Linked DNA regions of Mus musculus: region 1 is linked to region 2. A link is a loop called in an ENCODE intact Hi-C map of the cell type or tissue named here. Cell type or tissue: left cerebral cortex. All regions are shown on one strand. Links, peaks and the distances in the headings refer to the core of each region. The heading gives the core; the rest is flanking DNA. Region 1 overlaps Micu2 (mitochondrial calcium uptake 2). Region 2 has its middle 28 kb from the start of 1700129C05Rik.

Evidence for each region. A loop is a pair of places that touch in the nucleus more often than their neighbours do. Peaks named below come from ENCODE experiments on the same cell type or tissue, not always from the same donor. Only the 100,000 strongest peaks of a DNase experiment are listed, where the experiment ranks them.
Region 1: a loop joins it to region 2, with 2.7 times the contacts of the local background. A loop is called at or near these places in 2 of 42 quality-filtered maps.

The regions. Positions count from the first base shown.
Region 1 is chr14:57,947,968-57,955,967 of GRCm38, forward strand. Micu2 (mitochondrial calcium uptake 2) reads right to left here. Exons shown (of 12, transcript NM_028643.3): 3 at 7,032-7,063; 4 at 6,169-6,244. Among named protein-coding and RNA genes, the nearest start is that of Micu2, 47 kb to the right of the region's middle. In left cerebral cortex, for the core only: a CTCF peak has its summit at 3,298 (motif pointing right); a DNase peak (open chromatin) is centred at 3,310.
Region 2 is chr14:59,109,584-59,119,815 of GRCm38, forward strand. No RefSeq gene overlaps it. Among named protein-coding and RNA genes, the nearest start is that of 1700129C05Rik, 28 kb to the right of the region's middle. In left cerebral cortex, for the core only: a CTCF peak has its summit at 4,959 (motif pointing left); DNase peaks (open chromatin) are centred at 4,956 and 5,157.

The DNA.
Region 1 (8,000 bases), core at 1-8,000, 1.2 Mb before region 2:
CTTTTCATTATTTATTTATTTAATATGCATTGGTGGTTTGCCTGCATATGTCTTTGCGCCATATGCATGAGTTACAGACAGGTGTGAGCCGCCATGTGGGAATTGAACCTGGGTCCTCTGAAAGCATAGTCAGTGCTCTCAACCACCAAGTCATCTTTCCAGCCCAAATATGGAAATGTTTTTTTTAAAAAACATATTGTTAAAATTTTAATAAAGATTTTGAAAGGGGCATTTGGAGAGATAAGCAAACAATTCTTACACCTCCAGAAACATTTAGAAGTTGGAACCATGTTCAAACACGAGTATATTCAGTTAACGGCAACAACATGTCTTGAAATTCATGGTCAGAACATCCTTGAGCAAAGTGTGATATTGAGAACCTAGCTGAGTTTAAAAATGCAGAATAATCATAACTTATAATTTACTTTTCTTTGTAATGCATAGTGAATTATTTTTATTTTATCTCAAGGACATTCTACCTTTTGCTGGTTATGTTATCAATTCTGATAACTCTTATATAGGGTGAAATGGAGCAATGTAAACTGTTATTTACACAGTTTTATTAACATTGATAATGTGCACGTGAGTAAAACAGCTGTTGAATCTTTCCTTCTTCCCTAGAAATTTATATTTCAATGGAAAACTAAAACAAACAAACATTCCTGTTAAGTCCTTCCTCAAAGTTTTTTTATTTGCTAAAGTCCATTATGAATTAGCTTGGCTGACTTTGGAATCCCTGTTAAGATAAGGCCATGGTATGGCAGGAAGGCATCCGCAGAGAGGTGTAGCTGAGAGGGATGGCCCTGTCCAATGGCTGGGTCTAGACTGACTGAAAAGGGACCATGGAGAAGGCATGGATGCCAGAATTGATCTTTCTTTGCCTCCTCCTTGTCATAAATACAGGGAAATGTTTGAGTCTCTCGACTTCAGAACACATACATTCCTGCAAATCCCCAATATGAAAATTGTAGATTATCATCTCTTTATTAAAGCACATAGGTTTAGTCTGGTGTTTTGGTTTGGAGGGATCCAATAGAGCAGTGGTTCTCAACCCTCCTTATGCTGAGACCCTTTAATACAGTTCCTCATGTTCTGGTGACCTCCAACCATACAATTATTTTGTTGTTACTTCATAACTGTAATTTTTTTACTGTTATGAATGGTAACATAAATGTCTAATATGCAAGATAGCTGATATGGGACTCATCTGTGAGGTACAGGTTGAGATCTCCTGCTACAGGGGTTACTGCAGTGTAAATATCACTGGGTAATTTAGTATATGTAATATAATGAAATTCTGTGCTCTCCACTGTATATTGTCATACTGAGAGGTGAACAGAAACTGACAAAGCAGCTACTGATTAATATTTACTAATATGCAGAATTATGTATATATGTGTATTTATTTGGAATAGGCCCTGGAGATCAAACTCAGGACCTTACCTGTTAGCCAGGGGCTCTATACCACCGAGCCATTCCCCTAGAGCTATTTTGAAGTTTTCTAAATGTTTATTTTAGTTCAAACGAACTCTTTCTCCACTGTGTTTACTTTCTAACTTCACTGGCAGCTTTCTCTTGACTTTCTATTTGTTTCCTCTTTCATCCTATCTGACTTCCTTCTCTATTGTCCAGTTTAGGATCCACGAATAATTAATCAAACTTTTTCTAAGTAGTCAATATTCTTAATGGTTTCCTCCAGGACTGTCCTCTACTTGCCCAACATAACCCCAGCTTAATTCAACTGCAGCATTCTACTGCTCCATGTGAGATGCAGGAGGATAATCAACTGCTAACCATTGACTCTATGCTTCATGAACTATGTCTCTGCTTAAGGCTTCTCAAAATTCTTGTATTATTTCCTTACCATAGAAGTTTCTTCCAACCTCCTTCCTCTACACATAAGCCCTATTATTCTGTTTTGTCTAGGCTGTTCCCCAATACTTGCTATTAATTTGCAAACACAGTATGCCAGATGGGCATCATCTATTCATTCTTCCCTCCTGGCACAACAGAAAACCTAGCAGCTGATGGCACGACAGTCCTTTTGGCTTTCAAAGAATCCTCTTTCCCTACTTTCCAGGATTCTGTCTTGCTGAAACCGGAAACCCCTTTCTCTTTCATCAATAAGAAATATGCTCTCCATTCTAACTAAACTAATATGCCCTCAACTCTATGTCTTCACTATCAGCTTCCTCCTCCTAACTCCTCTGCTTGTGTGTAGGTCTTTCAACCAGATTTCACATTCTTTTCTCATGATGACACCCAGTTCTCAAAAATTTGCAACATGGCTACAGATCTCATTCCCTCACTAACCTATATCACTCCAAGAACCAAGTACTCAGGACAAAAATGGTAGCCTAGTAGCTGGTTTATGTGAATGATAGAGGCGAAGAGCCAGGATCAAATATAGCAGACTGGATTCCAGAGGGAGAAAGGGACCAGCAGTCGACATCACAAAGGAGTGACTGGAGAGCTTGTCCACCGGGGATTCAAAGCCAAATAGTTCTGGTGGTGCAGCTCCAGTGTGTGGGGGTCGGGAGCAGAAGCCTATCCAAAAGGAAACACAGGTGGCCACGGTGAAGAGCAATACTGCTCAGCACACAAGCTCACAGTTGGGTTTTGGTGAGAAAGCATGGTCCACAGTGCTGAGCAGTTCCATACTGTGTGTATGGACAGTAAAGACCTACATTCAAGTATGCAAAGCATTCCTCATGACTTGGAGGGCTATAGCTGGGTGCCATCTTGACTAGGAACCTACTATTTAAGACTGATACCTTGGGGACCTGAGAACAAAATATAATTACAAATCAAGGACTCAGAAATCAACTGACCACAGACCCAGGGTGAGGTAGCTGTGAAAAATTTGCAGGTGTCTGGAGGCTGGGGTCAGGATTACAGGAGGAAGACACCCTTGCTCTTTGTAGCTAGGGGTAGATCTCTTCAACCGAGAGGAAGATGGAGTTTGATAACCCTAAGCTTGGGGCCAGTGGGTAGTTCATCCTCAAGAGGCATCTATTTGCCAGAAAATCCTTTTGTAAAGACTCAAAATTCTGAAGCTATAGGGAACTCTCTCTCTTCAGCTGCAGCCCTCCAGCAGGGTCACTTAGTGAGTTTTGAACATAAAGGGACAGACAGGTCTGTCTATAGAGATCTCTGTGCTGTGTTTTTTCTTCCCTTACTCCCAACACACTTGGGAGGTGCTCAAGTATGAGGCTCTTGTGGATAACAACTCCTAAGTCTCCAGAGGATGAGAAAACCTGTCAGGCCCACAGTCTGCAAAGCTAACTGTGGCCAACAGAGGGCCCCTACACTCAAAGAAGGGAAGTTACTCAAGTGAAGACTGCTCTGGCTGACTTCTAAGCCGTGGCCAGTTCAGGCTCACAGCAGTGTAAATCACGGCAAGACACAGGTCTGCAAGTTCAATGACAGTGCTCCCCATTACCCACACAGAATTGAGTCCTAGAGCACTCAGAAAGAGCTTCTCTGATCTTCATCTGTACTGCCATGTCTCTTTTTTTCTTTATACTATTTTATTAGTATTTTGCCTTTATTTTAAAATTTTTTATGTGTATGAGTGTTTTTTTCTGCATAGGTGAATACATGTGTACCAGTCGCATGGCTGGGGTACTCAGAGGTCAGAAAAGGGCACTGGATCCTTGGAACTGGAGTTATGGATGGGTGCTGGGAATAGAAACCTGGTTATCTGCAAAAGCAAATTAATTCTGAAGATTCTTTAATGGATTTCAAGCCTCACAGATCAAATGGACTCAATAAGGCAGTTACAGAGTACTCTATCCAACTTTTTTCTGAGATCACATCACAGGTTAGAAAGCCAGTCTTAATAAATATAGAAAGAAGTGAAATAATTCCTCTATCTCTTTAGATCACACTCAATAAAAGCAGAAATCAACAGTTAAAGAACCCATTGAAACCAAACATGTATTTCTATATTGTGCAATGCAATCTTATATTGTGTGATGCACTTTAGGTAACGAATCAGTGGATCACCGCAGAAGCTGACAACTTCCTCAAATCAAAGAAAAGTGGAAGCACACCTTACCAGAACCTCTGGGATACAGGTGAGACATCTGTTGACTTTATAACTATGACTGCCATGCTTAAAAACCACAGAGGGGCTGGTGTTGGAGAACCCTGCTAGTAAGGTTGCAGTCTACCAGAGGACTCCCTTTCTCAGCAGGGCTTCTCTTTCTCTGCCTAAGCATCCTTGGAGAGGGTGTCTGAGCTTTTCTCAAGACTGACCCTGTGCAGAGCTCTCTGACTCAGCACACAAGCACCTCTCTAGCTGTCCACCCTTCTGATAATTAGTGACTGTGTCATACCCAATCACCCTTTTCACCCTTACCCCTAAGAGCCCTATATACCCTAACACTGGAACAATAAACTGGAGGTGTCTCACGGAAGCTGTCTCCGACTGTCCTTCCATCATACTCAGTGGTCTGAACTCTGCTTGCTGCTTCTGCTCCCTCTGACCTGGAGGGCTGGTGGCCGACAACAGCCAAGGAGAAGGGAGACCCACAGGCTGGGATGGCTCGGTTAGTAAAGTACCTCCTTTGCAAGCACAAGGATGGGAGTTCAAACACTACCAGCTACATACAAACCCAGGCTCCTCCAGAGCATGCTGTGAGCACAGCACTGGGCTTGGTGAAGAGGACCACTGGGATTCACAGACTAGTCTGGACTAACTGGTAAGATCCAGGCCCGCAAGAAGTCCTGTCTGAAGGGGATGGACAGGGTTCCTGAGGACGGCACCATGGGTTATTTTCAGGTCTTCCCAGGGAACTGCACATATCAGCATATGCACATATACTGAAAAACACTGGTCTCATACCTGAGTAACTCAAAGGTGCATCTAAGTATTAGAAAAACAAGAACAAGGTGAACCTCAAAGCAGAAGACAGCAAGAAAAATGAGGGCAGAAGTTATGAATTAATGAACTGAATATTAAAAGAACAATACAAAGACTTAATGAAACAAAGTAAGTTTTTAGAAAATGAACAAGACAGAAAAACTGTTAGTCAAATTAAAAGAGAGGGAGGATGCAATGAATCAAATAAAAGATAAAAATGGTGACAGTGATATCACAGCAGACCTCAATGGCATTCAGAGGATCATTTGGAGGACTGCCTTGAACATTTATATCTAATAAACCCAGACAATCCTAAAGAGGACACAGACACAGGTACCCCACTAAAGCTAAACCAAGAGGGTATAATTAATTTAGACATATCTACAATGATACTAAAGTTGTAAGGGTCTCACACTAACACCACCAAGACCAGACTCCTTCCCTCACTCTACCGAACCCACCCAGGAAGAGACAATGTTAATGTTCTTTAAACTGCTGCATAAAATAAAAAGGTGAGAAAACTACAAACTCATTGTGAGAAGCTGGTGTTAACCCTGATACCAAAACTACGTAAGGATATAGCAGCAACAGAAAGCTGCAGACTGACTTTCCTGATACACAGGCACAACTTCTCAGTAATTGGCAAATTAAATTTAAGAACGCCTTAGGGAGCACGAACACCGCGACCATGTTGGTTATGTTCCAGGGACGCAAAGACGGTTTAATCTATGTCAATCCAGAGATGTAATACAGACTTACGGACTGACATCACATCACCATTTCAGTCTGTACAGGAAAAGCCGCATAGACATTGGGGCACAGCCTTCCAAAGGCAAGGTTCCAGGGTTCTGCCTGCATGCCGGGCCTAACTCTCCTCTTTAACATGTTCCTTCAGCCTCTGTGAAGCATTCTCTCATGGTTTCCCTCTGGCCATTCTGCCTGGCCTCTTTATGGGCCTTCATCTCATCTACTTCTTTGCATGGTGATCTTCAGGGTTCTCTGACTCTTGCCAACTCCTCACTTCACACGTTCCTCATTCCTTTTCTAGGGCTTCATTACTGAGGCTCTAGTAATTTATCTTTAATCCCTTAAAAAACTTGAGAAAGTTATCTCTTATACAATGAGTCATTTATTATGCCATGAAACACCTATTGTATCACATGGCATAAATATCCCAGTTTAGTTATCTAATACTGCTTAGTTAAAAATACACAGACACACACACACACACACAGACACACACACACACACACACACACACACAGACACACACACACACGAAATCTAACAATGACTATTACCTTTATCACCCAGGTCTCTAAAAAATGTTGATCCACAGCGTGCTGTTTGGATTCCTGACAGTACATCCTCGATATCCTTTGAATACACAAATTAAAATCTTTCAATTTAAGGTATACAAGACCATCTTCCATATCACTCCAAACAGACAAATGAAAGCCCCTGTAGGGGGAGATGCTGATATTAAAGTATGGTTCCCTAATTGGTTCTTGATTTGGTCAATAAAGGAGGCTGGGAGTCAATTGCTGGGTAGAAGGGATAGGTGGGGCTTCTGGGTCCCAGGAGGAAAAGGAGACTAAGGGAAAGGGGGGGGGGTTGAGGTAGGGGGGGCTTTTTCAGTTAGGTTTTGGAATGAGAAACATGCAGCTATCATTTATGATCTCGGGGAAGCTAGAACTAGCTGATAGGCAATGAGGTTGGTGGAGGCTGGCTGAAACAGGCTAGCTGATAAGTTTAGGGCAGGAGATTCTATGCCCAGCAATTGTGTTAGTAGGCAAATTCTAAAATAATAAAACTGAGCAAAGGTGGGTAGAGAGAAGCCAGGTTGGTGATGAGGCTTGATGAAGCTAAGAGGGGAGGAACAAAAGGGAGGGGCCAGGTCGTGGGCAGCAGCTCCAGGGTCAAAGCTCCCAGGCAAAGGCAGTAGCTGGAGGCTTGGGGAAGCCAAGCCAGAGGAACAAAAGAGAAGCCAGGCCTGGGGCTGGGGTTGGGGCTGGCAGCAGCTGATCTCCACCTCCGCACTAGCCAGCTAAGCCAGGAGGGGCCTGAGCACAGGCCACGCTCACTGCTCACCACTCACCAGCAAAGGCAAAGGCAAAAGTGTGTTTGTAGAGATTACACACAAGCAGCCCCCCACATTGCTTACCTTTTTTGCCAGCTTCTTGACCAGTGTTTTACCTGCAACAAAGAAGAACCATGACTTAGGAGTCACATTCCTCTCAAAACTCAGAAGAAACTAAGGAAGAAAACCCTTTCTAAAACAAACACCTCAATTGAGGTAAGAAATAAAGTTGGCAGTTTTAGTATCTTTAACCAGGAACCAAAGAGTTCTGAATCTGAGCACCAGGGTGCTACAGTGTCTGCAAGGTCATGAGCACCACAGTGCTATAGTGACTCCAAGGTCAACGTTCAGTCATACACACCTGAACTCTTACAGTCTTTCTTCCCTGTGGGCACTGGACACTGATATTTGTTCTGCATGATTCCTGTTTTGTCTTGTTTGTTAAAATCAGTCTTGGTTCTACTGCAAAGCAGCTCCACCAATGTTTTGGAAAGCTATGCTATTCTGAACCTAAAACACTCAGTTTGAGAGGTGATGGAGACTGTCCATTCTGAGGCGATACTGCTCTTCATAATGCCTCATTAGAAAGCAGAGATCTGAAGTCCTTTCAAGTTTGCAGACCCCTTTCTCTTAAAACCTTTTTATCCTTATTACGTGTGTGTGTGTGTGTGTGTGTGTGTGTGTGTGCGCGCGCGCGCGTGCGTGCGCACGAGTGTTGTCCTATGCAGGCCACAGCATGTGTAGGACCATCAACTTTCAAGAGCTCCTTCTCTTGGTTAGGAGGCAGGTCTCTCATGATCTTACTAATGTGTTTTTGTTAAGGCCAGCTGGCCTGAAAGTTTCTGGGCAATTCTCCTGCCTCTGCCTCTCATGTGAATGTAGAAGTGCTGGATTACATATGTGTGCCACTGCATTTGTCCTCTTACGTGGGTTCGAGGGACTGAACTCAGACCCTCAGGCTTGTACAAAAGTGTTTTCATCTCCCAAGCCATCTCGCTGCCCCTCAGCCTACTTTATCACTCACATGACTTTCTTACCGCTCACTGTAATTCT
Region 2 (10,232 bases), core at 1,260-9,259:
CTCTGGGAATGAACACAGATAGGTCACAACTGGCAGTACACACACACACACACACACACAGGAGGATACTATGTGAAGGCTGAACTCTTGCTAATATACACCAAGGAATCCTAGGCAGCAAGAGAAGACTCTGCAGCAGGTTACCCTGGTACCTACAGAGAAAGCTAATGCCTCAGTCTTGGACTTGGACCCTCCAGATCAGCAGTGGTGACTCTGGAAACTAACACAATGACACATCATGCATGACCCTGCCTCATTCTGGTGCCTGTCTCTGATCTTTGATCACGGTCTCAAAAATGATTAGATGGGTCAGCCAACCTGTGTATTCAGTGCCATTCTCGAGGCCTGAGAATCAAGGTGTCCAGAATGTTCCAGAGTATCAAAGAACATCCTTGCTTGATTAAGACCAGTGATATCATTTTGCTTTGCTTTGTCACTTTAGAACTGGATTTAAATATGTGTGTGCATGTGTGTGTGTGTGTGTGTGTGTGTGTGTGTGTGTGTGTGTTTATGTGCATGTATGTGCATGCTTGTATGTATTTAAGTGCATGCATGGGCATGTGTGCATATGTGTGTGTGTTCATGTGTTTGTGTGTACATGTGTGTCAATGTCCATGCATGTGTGACATAAAAGTAGAAAGAAGACTATGAAAGGGCAAGAAAAGGTCTTAAGGGGGTGGGGAATGGAAAGCCCGTGTTGTGAAAGTAGAGGACAGACTACATAGGAAAGGAAATGGAGACTGAAAATACAGGGACCAGGGGTGAGGAAAGTCAGTGGGGCAAGGGAACAGTTCATAGCAAGGATAACGGCACATGTGTATAACGATGCCATCGTGAAACCCATACCCGTGTCTTACTTTTTAAAATACTCCCTATTGGTTCTTTGTGAATTCCACACCATGTGCCCAATCCCACTCATCCCTTCTCAGCTCATAATTGCCCTCCACCCTTGCAACCTCACCCCTAACAGCGAAAAAAAAATCTCATCTTGGAAGCTGTAGTGTGTCACAGTATGACCCACAGTACACCCTTTTGTCCACACATTTTTGCTCATAAATATTCATTGCAAAGACATGTTGGTTTGGTACCAGGCCTCCAACATCTGCTACTCCATCAGTACTGAAACCTCACTGGGACTCCTCTCGAATACCTTGTTGTTGCCCTGTGTCATGGAGATCCTGTAGTTTTGGATCTGTAGGACCAGCCCCTTCATGCACTCCAGCAATTCATCCATGGGGTAGATGTTGGGATGGGCCAATTCAAAGCCCTAGATCTGGGCCTGAGAGGAGTCACCCCACTGCCTCTCCCCTTCTCACACACTTGGGTTGGCTCACCAGCAACCCCCACAATTAGGGCCAGCTCTACCTTGCTATCCAGAGAGAGGTGTAGGGCCCACTCTCCTGAGTGTTGCAGCTGGTGAGAGACATAGCCAGCACCCCCACTCTTGTAATCCCTGGCCAGCCCTCCCACCAACCATAGATGGTGAGGAATGGGCGGGGGGAGGGCATCTCTCCCTCATCTGTGCCACCACCCAGCAGACAGAGGCATGGCCAGTTCTCCTGCATGTTCATGCTTTCGAGGCTGACTCATCTGCAACCCCCATACCCAGGACCAGCTTTACTGTGCTGCCCAGGTGAAGTTCAGAGCCTGCTTCCAGTGCCGGAGCAGGTGACAAGCACGGACAACTCTCCGGCTCTCATGACCCCAGGGCCAGCTCTCTGGACTGCCATAGGTGGCAAGGGGCAAGGATTACAGAGGGCATCTCTCCCTTGTTCACACTGCCACACAGCAGACAAGCTGTGGGGCCAGCTTTCCCATGCTCAAGGTGATTCACCTGCACTGGGCCATCAGTGTGTTGTCCCTGTGAGGTGCAGGGCCTCTCTCTGGATTGCACCAGCTTGAGGCCAACTTTCACTAGTGACATGATAAAACAAATGCCCTATGATCTTGGATGCATATCTAAGAATACAGAGTCCTTAGAGAGTTGTGAAGTTTTTACCAGAGGCTGGGTAGGGTTGGAAGAAAGGGGACATTAAAAGCTGGTTAGCAATACAAAGTCACAACCGAAAAGGAGAAATACTTCTGGGGTTCTGGTACGAGAGGGGATGATAGGTTTGCACTGCAAGGTTTAAATACTTGGGAGAGAGGATTTTGACATTTCCTTTCTTGCTTGCCTTCATTTTCTTTCCTCCTTCTCTCTCTTTTCCCTCCCTTCCTCCTTCCCTCCCTTCCTTTTCCTTTTTGTTTTGTGATACTGAGGATTGAACATAGGGCCTCGTACATGTGAAGCAAGTACAGTACCACTGAACTACATCCCCAACCATATAATGTTTTCATAACAAGAAATGAAAATGGTTTGGGATAGTGGAGAATCTGCCGGTCTTTTGATTAGCATTAGACAATGTATAAGTAGGCCCATATATGTCTCTACAAATGAAGGGATTTCATTCTTATCTTGGTTGAAAGGTACTGTGTGTGTGTGAGAGAGAGAGAGAGAGAGAGTACATGGAGGTGGGACTTAGAGACAGACTGACAAGACAGACACAATTTTTCTGTATCCATTCCTCTGTTGATGTACACCTCCGTGTTTCCCTCTCTTTGCTAATGTGAACACTACTGGGATGCAGACACACGTGCCTCTTTCACACGCTGATTTTATTCCTTTGGGTACACTCCCAGGAGTTAAAGTGTACCCATTTCTGAATCTCTTGGCTCTGCTACTTTTAATTTCCACAGCATTTTCCAGAATGGTTGTACTAATTTACACCTCTAACAACAGACAGACGAAGAGGAGTCCCACCATCCCAGCATTTACATTTTGTCTTTTATTGGGATTGTTCTTATTTTGACTTGGTTTGCCTTTTGCTTGGGGAGGCAGGTTGGGTTTTGGTGCTAGTGGTGGGCTTTTTGTTTGATTGTTTTTCCTTAATAATTGTGTAACTGGAATGAAATGACATCTCATAGTGATCTTACTTTCCATTTCTTTGGTAATTAGTGACATAGAATTATACCTGTAGCCATTTATAGTTCTTTCTTGAGAATACTTTGCTCGCTTCTTTTACTCATGTTTTAAGTTTATTATTTTTACACATAGCAGGTGTGATCTTCCTGCACAGTTTAGGAATGGTGTCTTGTTCTTCAGGTGGTCTCTTCACCAGAGATTTCTTCCTTTGTGCTGCAAAACCTTTTAGTTTATGTTTAAAACGTCTGTTCTCTTATTGTTGCCTGTCTTTTATATTCTTCTCCAAAATAGCATTTCTGGAAGTCAGTCTTGTTGATTCATTCTTGTAATTACATCACTGGAGAGGCTGAGACAGAAGGATCCTGAGACTGAGGCCAGCCTGGGTCAGGTAAAGAAGCCTTGTCTCAAACACAAAGAAAATCCTCACTGGACCAAAGAAGGTTACAGAGCGTTTCTGCTACATTTTCTTCTAGTAGCTTTATTGTTTCATATTTTGCATCTATCTAAATCTATTTTGAGATAAGTTTGTTGAATGATCAGGAATTCTTCTGAATGCAGACACAGAGTTTCCCCAGCATCACTTAATAAAGAGAGTTTTCTTAGCCAGATGTGTTTTATTAGCACCTTTACTGAAATCCACGTGTCTTTAAGTGCATGGATTACATTCTATCAACCTGTGACTGTTTTTATCGTACAATGCCACACGTTGTTGGCTATTATAGCTCTGTAGTATATTTTAAGATCAAGTAGTATGAAGTCAGTTTTGTTTTTTCTCAAAAGTGTTTTTGGCCATTCAGGGTCCTTTATGGTTCAAAATGAGTTCATCAATATTTTTTCTATTCAATAAAATTTTGATAGAGATTGCATCAAATATGGAGCGCTTTTTGATAATATGGATATTTTAATTATTTTAATTCATCCAATCCATAACACAAGATGTTTCTTTTCTTCATAAATGTCTTGTTTTCATTATAGAGATCTTTAAAGCCTCAATTAAATATATTTCTAATTTTTTTGGACATATTACAAATTAGTTACTTTCTCAACATCTCTCTCAGGCACCTAACTATCGTCACGTAGAAGGCTGTTGTTTATATATGCTGATTTTGTATCTTGTGACTTAAATGGATTTATTAGTTATTCTAATTTTTTGGTAGTATCTTTAGGATTCTCTATATAAATGAGTAAAGCATCTGCTAACAGAGATAACCCCCAAGATCTCAGCAATCCATGCAAAACCTCGTTTCCTACTATGTAGCCCTGGCTGGCCTTAAACAGAGATGCGCTTGCCTCTGTCTTCTAAGTGCTGGATTAAAGGGGTGTGTGTGTGTGTGTGTGTGTGTGTGTGTGTGTGTGTGTGTGTGTGTGACACACAGCAAGCGTAACCCTGATTTAAAGCAAGTCTTTCATGCGTGGTTGCATATTTTGCAGCAGTGTGCCCACAGTAGCTGCAGCAATTAAAGAGAAGTGAGAGCATGGACTACTCATAAATTAGCTCCTTTGTTAGTAAGAAGGGGTAAGATAGCCACCACAAACTAATTGTTTTCTTAATCATTTTCTGAATCTCAATTGTGTTTCCTATCTCAAAACCAGTAAGCAGCAAAGGTAGACTCACAGACACTGGAGTCAACTGCATAGATTCCGTCTGCTAATCAAAAATAACTCTTCAGCTAGATAGCTACGGTAATGCAAAAGATAATTTATTTTCTACATGACATAAATTAGAAGTTATTACATTCCAGATTAATATATTTTCTTTAATATTTCTGAAATTCTGTCTTTAATTTCCAAGTCCCAGGGAGAGAGCTGTTCTAAGAAAAAAGTCTGTCTCTCTCTCTCACACACACACACATACATGTATGTAGGTATAGCTTACTGTTGCCCACACTGAGAGAGCTATGAATTTGTCTTGTACATAAATCAATGAAATCCTCCTTTTTTTTTTCATTAAGACACTATGATTATATTACTGGGCTTACACTGCCATCGTGTGGTAAAAATGAGAAACTAGTTAATTTTAAGGTTTTTTTTTTTTAATGAAAACTTTTATACGTCTTTCCCCAAAGGTTTAACAATGTATAAAATAATAAATGTACCCAAGATTTTATTTATCATATTTCTGAAATTTTTAGAAATTTTAGTTAGAGTTATATAATAACTCTGGCTATATAGTAGATTCAGCTTCTAAACTCAGATACGCCCAAGCCAACTTTCAGCCATGGGAATGTCTTGTAGGCTCCCAAGACTCATCTGAGACTTAGGAAAGTTATTCATTTTGCGGTCTCAACCATGTATTACAAAACCGTCTGTTCTTGCTGCCCCTGTCATAATGGCAAAATAAAGACCTTCAGACAATGGCATCAGAAACCTGCTGGAGCTACTGAGGTCCAATAACAGTGTCTGCTGAGCCAAGAGGAGGAGGGGAGGGATGTGTGCCATAGCTAATGGGAAACTCCCTCTCAGCTTGGGAAATGTTCTTATTTAATCATAATTCAAAATTTTAGGTTAAAATTTAGTGTTTTTCTTATTTCCTTTTCTCTTTTCATTTTCATCTTAAATATCTCATATAATATTTTGATAATATATTCTTTCACACACACCCCTCTACTCCTCACAGAATCTCCAGGACTCCCAACCTCCCAACTTCACATTCTCTCTTCTCTCAAAATTAAACAAAACTTTTTAAAAATTAGAAAGAAATAACAAAAATAAAAGGCACATGTTAAAAAACAGAGCTCATTTTGTGTTGGCCAACTACTCCAACACAGGCCTGCCCTGGAGTGTGCTTGCTCTCCATAGTGACACTCCACTGGAGAAACTGACTTTCTCTCTCCCAGTAGGTATCAACTTCAGATAACTCCTTGGGTAGGGACTGGGACTTTGTGCCTATTTAGGCTTCCCTGTGCTGGGAGAGTGTCTAGAATTGGTGCAGGTCTTGCGCATACTGCCATAGTCAGCAGCATTCATATCTGTGTCAGTCCTGTGTGTCTGGGAGACACTGTCTCTGTGGACTCATCCACCACCTCTGGATCTTACAATCTCTCCAGCCACTCTTCCACGTCAGTCCCTAATCCTCGAAGGAAGGAGTTTGGTAAAGACATCTCATTTGAGACCAAGTGTTCCAGAGAGTCTCTCTCTTTGCACATTATCTAGTTGTGGGCCTCTGTTTTAATTATCATCTGTTGCAAGAAGAAGCCTCTTTGGTGAGGGTTGAACAGTGCTCTGATCTATGGATATAGTAATAGGTCATTAGGAGTCACTTTATTGCTATTTTCTTTAGCAGAATAATAACATTAAGTTTTTCCCCAGGGCCCATGACCTATCTAGTCTCAGGTCCTTGGCCACTTCAGCAGTGTTAGGTCTGGGTTCCATCTTATGGAGTGGATCTTAAATCAAATGAAAAAGTGGTTGGTTATTATCAAAACATTTGTGCAACTACTGCACCAATATATCTTGCAGGCAGGGCACCGTTGCAGGGACAGGACTGAGTTAGCCAGAGCCAGGCTGACTCCATGACAGGCTGCAAACTGGCAGTTTGGGAGACTAGGTCTAAGTTTCTGTTTTCCAGAAATGAGAATCCAGATCCAGGAACCTGTGGTCAGCCAATCACGGGCACAGGCAGCCAATCCGAGGACACCTTGTCACCTGGCCTAAAGTATGAACAAGTAGCTAAAGTGAGTAAGCAACCCTCTGGGAAGTCTCCAGAGCCTGACCAATAGTAGAATCAGTCAGACCCTGGAGACAGAGCTAACCAGTCAAGGTAAAAGGACACACACCCCTCCCTGGAATTCCCCTACTTTTGTGGGTCACTCTTGTGGGTCACTGTTGTGGGACTCCGTTGTGGGTCTCTGCTGTGGGTGCCTGATGTGAGTCACTGTTGTGGGTTATAGTTGTGGGTCACTGTTGTGGGTCACTGTTGTAGGTCACTGTTGTGGGTCACTTTTGTGGGTCACTGTTGTGGGTCACTGTTGTGGGTCACTGTTGTGGGTCCCTGTTCTGGGTAATACTGATGACTACTTTTCTCCTTCAGCAAACTACCTTTCAGCACCATGAACACTAGTGAGTGTGGGAGGGATTCCCCTGAAAGGGTCATGATAGGCTGGGAAACAATCTACAAAGAGGTGAGAATGAAAACTCAGTTTAGCTTGAGTTAGTCAGCCAGGCTGGATCAAACCAGGCAGTCTGATACCAGGTATTTTATTGCAGCATATTTAAACACTGTATAATTTAGAAAAATTATACTGGTATAATACAATTCCCATTGGCCAAGGAGGCATAATTACATCAAAATTCAACTCAAAGTCATGTCATTTCTTTCAAGAAGGTGGGTTCTAGGGATAGGCTACCTGTGTTAGCTTAAGGGCCTGAGGAAGAATTTGGTGTGGTCTCAGCCATACAGACAACATAGAGGTCATTTGGGCTATAGCCATCTCTGATTCTGGTTCTGGGAGCTTGGGGGAACCCCTGGGCATATCAATATGTAAGGGTCATTTAGACTGCTAGCCACTTCTGGTCCTGGTTGTGAGAGTTTGACATAGCCTGGCCCCACAGATAACACAGTTCATCAGGCTGTTAATTGCCTCAAACTCCCAGTCTTCTAGATAGAAAAACAGGCTATATGTCTCATCTTTTAGAATTCTCTATTTAGTTCTATATCCCAAATTTAATTTGGGTTATTTGTTTTATTAATTATTTTTATTTCCTTGTATATTATAGATACTAACTCACTGTCAGATATATAATTTGTGAAGGTTTTTCCAATTCTATAGGCTTCTATTGTGCTACATAAAAATGTTTGTTTCATGAGATACCATTTATTAATTGATGGTCTTAGCGCCTGTGCTATCAGTGCCCTGTTCAGAAAGTCTTCTTTTGTGCCAATGGGTTCAAGTCCATCCCACACTTTCCCTTCTATCAGATTCACTGTGTCTGGTCTTCTGCTGAGGTCCTTGATTCATCTGGAGTTGAGTTCTTTGCATCGTAGTAGATACAGTAAGAGATCGAATCATTTCTCCCTCGTCTATTTTTACCTCCTTGTAAAATCAGTGCCCATAGGTGTGTAGAATGATTTCTGAGTCTTCAATCCTATTTCATTAATCAATGTGTCTAGCTTGTTATGCCAATACAATGATTTTTTTATTACTATAGCTCTGTGATTCAATTTGAGATTAGGGACATTGATACCTTCTGCAATACTTTTATTATTCAGAGTTGTTTCCATATAAAGTTAAATTTGTTTTATTTCTGCAAAGAATGATGTTGGCATTCTCATGGAGATTGCAATGAATCTGTAGATTGCTTTTGTAAGGATGGCCTTTTTCATAACATTAATCCTACCAATCTATAAGCATGAAAAACCTTTCCATCTCCAATGTTTTCTTCAATTTTTTCAATACTTTGAAGTTTTGTATTATACAAGTCTTTCACTTGCTTAGTTATGGTTACCCCAACATATTTTTGAGATTATTGTGAAAGGCAATGTTCCCCTGAATTCTCTCTCTGTCATTTATCTATAAGAAGATTACTAATTTTTGTGTATTAGTTCTATATCTTGTTATGCTGTGGAAAGTATTATCATCTGTACAAGTTTCCTGGGGAGCTTTTGGGGTCTTTTAGTTTAAAAAAATCATATCATCTGAAGAAAATAAAGGTATTTTGACTTTTCCTTTCCTATTAGTACTCCCTTGATCTCCTCCAGTTGTCTTATTGCTCTAGCTGAGACTGCAAGTACAATATTGAATAAGCATGGAGAGTGGACACACTTGTCTTGTTTTATTTTAGTGGAAATGCTTTCAGCATCTCCCAGTTTAGAATGATGTCAAGTGTGGGCTCATTGTAAACTACCTTTATTATGATGAGGTATGTCCCTTGTGTCCCTAGTCTTTTCAAGACTTTAAATTTTAATTTAAAGTTCAATCCTTTTCACATCAATAGCATCATCCTATTGTCACACAGGGATAGCAAATTGCTTGAACCAACCATAGCTTTCCACAGGTTTTCCAGATTTTGTAGTCTCACGTTCATGGATACGTTGTCCTAATGAACAGATTTCTTCTCCCTTCTCTTGAGGTTTCCCTTCATGTTGGTGGTGGGATCACAGGTAAAACACACCTTCAACTCCCATCAGAAAACACATCTGGGTTTGAAATCCAAGCTTGCGCTGCTGCTGAGTGGAGCAAGCACCATCATTTTTTGTCCCCAGAGACTCTACCTTTTCTGGACAGTGCTCTTGACTGCACCAGGACGAGTTGGCTTTAGGTTTGCCACTGCCTACCTTTTGGTCTCATCTATATACACACCCCTTTCTATCATCTAATGCATGTTCCTTCCTGACACTTACATCCCAACCACTATTTACCAAAACATGCTGTTATCTTCACAACTGCCAGAAGTATTGTGTTGTTGTTGTTTTGGTTTTGTTTGGTTTGGTTCTTCAGCTTCCTCCAATAGGAAACAAGTTCCACACAAACATTCTTTTGAGCAACATGGAAGTTGTACCATCTCTTGACATTGGCTGGACCATAGTCTACTTACATTGAAAAAAATCAGTGATGAAGCACCAACTTGGTCATCCTCAGATGGCTTTCTTTATGATACTAGCTCAGGGACCATTTATCACTGAGTAAATCCTAGAAACCAGAAGTTAAAATCACCACCTTCCTTAATAGAGCCAAAGCACAGCACATTACATAATGGATAGAAAATGTCCCCCACAGACTTGTGGGCTTGAACACTTGTTTGTAGCATTTTGGAGGAAATTGAAGTGTCTTTAATGTGCTTATGTCAGAAACATAGGTAAACACATTTGTATCTTTCCCAGTCAGAGTGTATTGAACAACATAAAGTCATAAGGAATGGTTATAGCAAGGCAACTATTTGCCACATGGCCCCACTCTCTTGGTGATGGTGGCTGCGTCTAACATAGGTCCTTCTGTTCTAATCTTAAATATTAATTAGATATTAACTCTCAGCATTGCAAATTATACATTGCATACTATGTGTGTGCATGTGCAAGTGTATGTGATTATGTGTGTGCATGTGTATGCATGTGTGTGAATATGAGTGTGTGTGTGTGTGTGTGTGTGTGTGTGTGTGTCTACATATAAGTTACAGAGTGAGTGCAAAAAGAACAGTGCATAGGTCTTTCCCATAGGCCCTTGACATGCACACTGGGTTGGTAGTGGCCATCACCACCACAGTGCTAGGAGTCCACCACTCCATGGAGTCCAAATGAGTTACACCCTTTCCTGGATTTGCTCTGTCCAATAAA